Linked DNA regions of Homo sapiens: region 2 is linked to region 1. Evidence: chromatin contacts called from ENCODE Hi-C or POLR2A ChIA-PET data. All regions are on one chromosome and are shown on one strand. The core of a region is the stretch at or near the end of the contact, and the rest is flanking DNA. Distances in the headings are between cores, read along the strand shown.

Evidence for each region. A loop is a pair of places that touch in the nucleus more often than their neighbours do. ChIA-PET counts read pairs that join two places held with the same protein, here RNA polymerase II (POLR2A). Pooled maps may share reads with other maps.
Region 2: a loop to region 1 is called in a pooled map, with 2.9 times the contacts of the local background. The contact joins the promoter of TCL1A here to the promoter of LINC02292 in region 1. A Hi-C loop is called at or near these places in 6 of 37 single-sample maps with no recorded cell type and 4 of 50 pooled maps. POLR2A ChIA-PET finds 5 or more read pairs at or near these places in 1 of 52 experiments (activated B cell).

Annotation. Positions count from the first base shown.
Region 1 is chr14:95,327,874-95,331,237 of GRCh38, reverse strand. LINC02292 (long intergenic non-protein coding RNA 2292) reads right to left here and starts at 1,654. Exons shown (of 3, transcript NR_110127.1): 1 at 1,570-1,654. It overlaps LOC105370637 (a long non-coding RNA gene), which reads left to right and starts at 2,366. Exons shown (of 2, transcript XR_944171.3): 1 at 2,366-3,364. RefSeq lists an enhancer at 3,299-3,364.
Region 2 is chr14:95,712,657-95,716,020 of GRCh38, reverse strand. It overlaps TCL1A (TCL1 family AKT coactivator A), which reads left to right and starts at 1,896. Exons shown (of 4, transcript NM_021966.3): 1 at 1,896-2,074. The coding sequence starts at 1,955. LOC107984703 (a long non-coding RNA gene) reads right to left here and starts at 538. Exons shown (of 3, transcript NR_148060.1): 1 at 314-538. RefSeq lists a silencer at 1,642-1,881 and enhancers at 2,112-2,161, 3,276-3,364.

The sequences.
Region 1 (3,364 bases), core at 405-2,904:
TTGGCTCCCGAGATTGTGCAGTACCCTCCTCTCTTGGTGAACCAAGCTCAAGAATCCACCCCCGGCTCCATCTGGGCCAGCGGCCGCCCACTGAATGGAAGGCACTGAGTTCACTGGAAAACTCAGGACCTGACTTCACCGGGGATCCTGCCCTCTCCAGGTCCTGCCTTCGCTAGCGATGCTGCCTTCAGTAAACAGTTGCACTTGCCTGGGAGTGACACTGGCCTGTAGGGACTGGTCAGATGCCCCCAAGGATAGCACGTGGTCCCTGCTGCGTGCCTACTCTGTGCCAGAAAAGTTCTCCACATCACGTGTATATTACTTCATTGAAAAATCACTGCTATCTGGGCGTGGTGACTCATGCCTGCAATCCCAGCACTTTGGGAGGCCAAGGCAAGAAGATTGCTTAAGGACAGGAGTTCGAGACCAGCCTAGCCAACATGGCGAAACCCCGTTGCCACTAAAAATACAAACAATTAGCCAGGTGTGGTAGCACATGCCTGTGATCCCAGCTACTCAGGAGGCTGAGTCATGAGAATCACTTGAACTCGGGAGGTGGAGGTTGCAGTGAGCTGAGATCATACCACTGCACTCCAGCCTGAGTGACAGAGTGAAACTCTGTCTAAAAATAAATAAATAAAAAATAAAAGTCACTGCCACCTCCATTTTACAAGAGGTACCGAGTGGATATGTTACTTCCCCAGGGCCTCACAGGGAGGAAGTGGTGGAGCTGGGATTTGAACCCGGGCTGTTGTTTTTGTAAAGGATCGAATAAATGCTGTGAATGTACTGATCTATGATAAGCTAGCTGCATGAGATGGAGACTCAGACACAGATGAAGCCAAAGCTGAGATGCAGAATTTACTGAGAAATCGCATTGTATCTCACAAGAGCAAATTGCTAAGCCCACCACGTATCCAGGCTGTGCCGTCCGATTGAAGAGCCTGTGCTCTGAACTCCATACAGCCTCCTTCCTGCAGCTGAGGAGCTGGAGGCCTACGGGAAAATGGGCTCTAGATGGCTGAGTTTCAACGGGAGCCTACCAGTGTCCCTCCCCAGCCTCGCACCTGCCGTGGCTCCATAACCAAGAACCCACTCTCCCTCTGGATCCGGCCCTCCACCCTTCCCTCCCAGCTCATATGCTTGGCCCAGGCTACACTGAGCTCCTGGACCACACCAGGCAGTTTCACACACAGCAGCTTTGCTCACCGGGCTCCCTTCACTTCCCTTGACCATTGCCCACCAGGAAAACATCCACTTATCTTTCTTGGCTTCATTAGGCCTCATCACCTCTACCAAGAGAACAACACTGGACACCAGATGCCCTTTGGGACACACCAGTGTGAGGCCACCCTCACCCTGCTGTGTGACCTTGGACAAGTGACTCAACTTCTCTCAACATCAGTTTCCCCATCTACAAAGTAGGAAAATGTTGTTTACCTCATGGTTTGTTGTACAAGTTAGAAAAAATGCACATCAAGCCTCTGACATGGCTTCTACTAAAAACATGGTACTTATTTTTAGAACGTTTTCCTGCCATCTGCCCCAGAAGAATTGAACTCTGTATACCTGTATACACCTCAGACTCTCTGGACATACTTGTGTCTTTTTTTGCTAGCACTTCTCACAAGCTGGCATCTTGTGTATTTTCCTCTGTTTATGTTCTGTCTCCTTCATTGCGGGACTTATTAAGGTGCAGCTCCTTGGGGGCAGGAATCTTGTCTGTCATGTTCATCACCGGATTCCAGGGCTCAGAATGCTGCCTGGCACTTGCTAGGTCCTCCATTAAAGTTGGCTGGTGAAATGAATGAACAAATAAAGGAATAAAAAAAGGAACAAATGAACCCATACCCACCTCCTGCATTAATCTTATCCATCAATCTGTCCCCAGCTCCCAGCCCAGTAACTGACATGTGTGTTCAGCGGGGATTATAGAACAAATCTTATCAATTCTGTGTTTATGCATTTATAAAACACAATTTAACGACGCACTAAATCAGATCAGCATGAATGAAGCTTTCCAGATGGGCACTGAACCAGGATTCTCTTTCTTCGTGTCTTGCTTTCTCAAAACTGGTCCACATTATCCTCCCCAGCAGCATAAGAACTGCCCAAATTGCCAGCCTTAGAATCATGAGCTAATTAATGAGACTGCTTTGAGTCACTGTGCTTTGCTTGTAGGTATGATCGCCCCACAGCCAAGACTAACTGATGCAACAGAGGAAGGGCTCCCCGAGGAGGGGAGGGCTGAGCTGGATCTGAATAACCAGAAGAAGACTAAGAGAAAGCAGTAAATTCCCGGTGGAGGAATTTCGAAGGTGTGTGTAGGAAAGTCATTTGGAAGGAGATAGGACAGCACTTTTTTTTTTTTTAACACCTTATTGAACATCCAGCCAGAAAATGTACAATTGGCAAACTACCCCCTAGAGAATAACACGCTTGTACGACCAGACCCATATGAGAAACAAAGCATGACCGGCACCCCAGAGGCACTCCTTACGCTCCTTCCATTTCCCACCTCCCTCCCAGGCTAACCACTATCCTGACTTTTCTCATCACAGATTGTGTTATTTTTGTAGCGTTTTTTCAACTGGACTCTGCATTGTGCATTATTTTGTATCTGGCTGCTTTCACCCCATGTTAGAGTTGTGAGACTCATCCGTGTTGTTCTCTCCTTTTCCTCTTGATAAATCGTATTCCATTATTTACCCATCCTCCTCCTGATGGATCTTTGGGCTGTGTTGGCTATGGAGAATAACACTGCCATGAATACTCCTGAACACATCTTTCAAGGAATATATTTGTACACTTTTTTTTTTCTTTTTTCAAGACGGAGTCACGCTCTGTCACCCAGGCTAGAGTACAGTGGCGTGATCTCGGCTCACTACAACCTCAACCTCCCAGGTTCAAACGATCCTCCTGCCTCAGCCTCCTGCCTCAGGCCTGGGATTACAGGCCTGCATCATGATGCCCAACTAATTTTTGTATTTTTAATAGAAGACAGGTTTTCGCCATGTTGGCCAGGCTGGTCTCAAACTCCTGACCTCAAATGATCCACCCACCTCGGCCTCCCAAAGTGCTGGGGTTAACAGGCATAAGCCACCACGTCCAGCTGATATTTGTACACTTCTGGTGAGTGTAGACCGCCAGTGAAATTCTTGGGTCATAAGGTTTGCACAAAAAGCAGCTCTTTTGAGGAACTGAAAGGAACAGGTGGCTTGAAAGAGGAGCGGGGAGCTAATGAGATGAGGGGTCAAAATTTCTCAAGCCCTGTGAACACGGCAAGGAGGCTGATTTTCAAGAGATGTGCAGGGGGAGGCCAGGGAGTGACATGCTCCAATGACATTTTAAGATCACCCTGGAG
Region 2 (3,364 bases), core at 647-3,146, 380 kb before region 1:
TTAGATGGGGCAGATAACATGCCACGGAGGCTCAGAGACAGCTCTGAGACTATGCAATAGCTACTGTTTCCCCTCTTGTGGAATGTTCACTTAAAAAAGCTCAAGGGCTCTATAAGTTGCCCAATGAACTCCACAGACATCCTTAATTCATTTTCATTTATTGGAACCCTCTCTCAAATAATTTTCTAAATCTCACGCAATAATGATGTATATTCTTGCTCAATATTAAGAAGCCCTCATGCAAAACTGAAGAAATAAATTGTTCTTACAAAAGAAGGAAAAAGGAATTATATTCTCAGAACATTCTGCTTACCCAGACACACAGATCTGATTCTTGCTCCATTGTTTGTGGCATTCTGGATCCTAGGGCCATTGATGAGGCTGGGTCAGTGGCCACACTGGCTCCTGGGTACCCCTTCCCTGGCCACAAAAGTCCATCCCAGCAGCACTATTTAAACTGGACTTATTTCTCACTTCACAGCTCTGGCCTGGGCTGAGACCTCCCCAACAGAGCTTATTAGCGAGCTTGTCATCTTGCTCTGTGGCTATCTAGGTCTGGAGTCAAGAGCCATTCACAGGAAAATCAGCATGAAACCTTTAAGTTTGCATATTAAATATTAACACCACTAAGGGCTACAGTGGAAAAGAGGTTTGCTGAGCTCAAGGGCCCTCACTCCACCCCCAACTTCCCTTGGCTTTTCTCTTCTATGTTGTGTTCCTGGTAAATCCCATTATGTCTCGACTACCTTAGGCCCTCTCAGCCCCTTCTTGGGAATTAGGCTCTCTGGATAGGCAAAGAGGCAGATACCCAGCTGCCAGGTGAATCAGATGTCCTCATCAGATCTCTTAATTTCCACTTTGGTGATATTTCAAAGGATCACAAATTATGTTCTTAGTGCCTGGTCAGAGAACTGGGAAAGAGCTGGAAGATGAGACACCAAACTCCATCCCATGGTGATGTTTGAACCAGGCTGGAGCTGGTTTCACATGTTTTTCATTGTGCATGACTTTCTTAATTGCCTTAGTGGGAATGCGTTACTGCAAAATAAAGTGAAATTGTTTTCCTTATTGCTTGTAATTTACAGAGGGGTGGTTTTGATCATATAAACCAGGCACTTTTCAAATCCATTGATCTTAGGGTGGAAGGAGGGATTTCTTTTTAAGTATTCATTTCGAACTATGCTTTCACTAGTAAACTCAAAGCCCAAGGGCAAAAACCCATGATTCTCCATTTTGTAATAGCTATTAGATGTCCACAGCACATCAGACCTGTGGAAAACGCATGCTTTGTGTATGGAAGAGGGAGAGGGAGCGTCAGGAGTTGTCCTTTGCCAAAAAACGTACTCTGACACTCAAAGGCACAGGCTGGTGGAGATCCAGGGAACCCGGGAAAGCCCAGGCCTAACTCAGGCCCGCGCGGGTCTCTTCTGATCCCATAAGATGAGGAGTGGGTCCTGGCTCTGGGCATCCTGGTGTCGACTGTGAGTTCCCAGCAGAGGCCCAGAGTCCCGGTCCGGCAGCCGAGGGAAGCGGGGGGGTCTTCCAGAAGAAGAAAGGGCCAAGGTCACCCCGGTGCCTCTCCAGCAGCAGCAGAGGGCGGCGGTCGGTGTCGCTGCTGGCCGGGGCCTCGAGGAAGGCGCGGGCCAGCTGGGGCCGGGTCTGCGTTCCCAGGAGCTGCCACCGTTCCAGGGAGCAAGTCAGGCCGGGACGTAGCGCCTGCGCGGGACCCTCACTTGCCACCAAGACCCCCACAAACCCCGCCCCATCCTGCCTTACGCCCCGCCCCAAGGTCGTTCTCCCGACCCGGGGTCCCGCCCCAAGGCCGTCCTCCCGCCCCGCCGCTTGGTGGCGGCCGCATGCTGCCCGGATATAAAGGGTCGGCCCCACATCCCAGGGACCAGCGAGCGGCCTTGAGAGGCTCTGGCTCTTGCTTCTTAGGCGGCCCGAGGACGCCATGGCCGAGTGCCCGACACTCGGGGAGGCAGTCACCGACCACCCGGACCGCCTGTGGGCCTGGGAGAAGTTCGTGTATTTGGACGAGAAGCAGCACGCCTGGCTGCCCTTAACCATCGAGGTACAGCCAGCTTTGGAGCGGATGGCGAGGCAGCAGGGGCAGCCCCTGGGAGCTTGGGATGCCCTAGGAAGGGCGAGGACTCAAGGAGCACTCACTATGGGGCAGGGAGGATCCCCACAGATGAAGCCACTTTGAGCCGGGCTCTGGAGGATGAATAGGAGTTCTCCAGGCAGGGAAGAAGGGTGGGAAAACCGCAAAGGAATGTCGGTCAAAGGGGTGGACCCAGTGCCTGTGGAGTGTGACTATAATGTTGACTACAGCAGGCATTTTCTGGGCTTCGGGGTCCTAATCCTTAAAAATGGGTATCTCTAAGTGACTCATCCATATGGCCGATTATCGGAATCATCTCAGGTGGGTCCCAGAAATCTGTATTTTTAAAAAGAACCCTCAACAGTTTAGGGTCAACCAGGCATAGCAAACACTGGCCTAGAGTGTGAAGTATTTTCCACTACCTCTGGGCTTTATTTAGAAAACAAATTTAACAAGTGATGTCGTAGTATAAGCGCCGGTATTGAATCAATATTGACTTTTTTAATGTGTGATGCCTTAAGATGGGTCCTTAATCCATGTTAAGTTTTTGTTAAAGAAATAGATAAGTCTTTTACAAGTATTTGGATTTACTCAATGAAAAAGAGTCAAAAAATGTTCAAACTCTCTCCAAACATACACTGAAGAAAGCATAAAAATTAAAAAATATATTAGAACACGTATGTCCAGTAGCAATCAAAAATTATTGAGTGTTGACTGTGTCTCTACAGATGGGAAACTGAGGCACAAAAATGTACATTTGTCCGAGGTAAGATTGCTAGTAGGTAATGGGGTTGGAATTCTAGGCTCTTAACCACCACAAAATCTGCATTTTTATTGGCATTTCAATTTTTTAAATATGTTTTTACTTTAAAAATCAAGTTAAATACTTACTTTTTTAAAATCAAAATTTGAAGAAATAATTTGAAGATTCAGTGGATTTCTTTTTTTAAATCTCTGAGAAATCTCTTCTTCAACGTGACACCAAAACCACGAACCAGACAGTTTTTCATAAAATCATGATACATGCTCCACAAAAAATAACCCACTAGCAAACTGTGGGACAGATTTTGCCTCACATCATTGAAAAGGCCAGTATTCTTTTTCTCTCTTTCTTTCTTTGTTGTTTTTTTTTTTTCCTGTAGATACAGGGTCTCGCTCTGTGACCCAGGCTGGTCTTAAACTCCTGGCCTCAAGCGATCCTCCTGCCTCTGCCTTCCAAAGCACTGGAATTACAAGTGTGAGCCGCTGCAACCCGCCAGA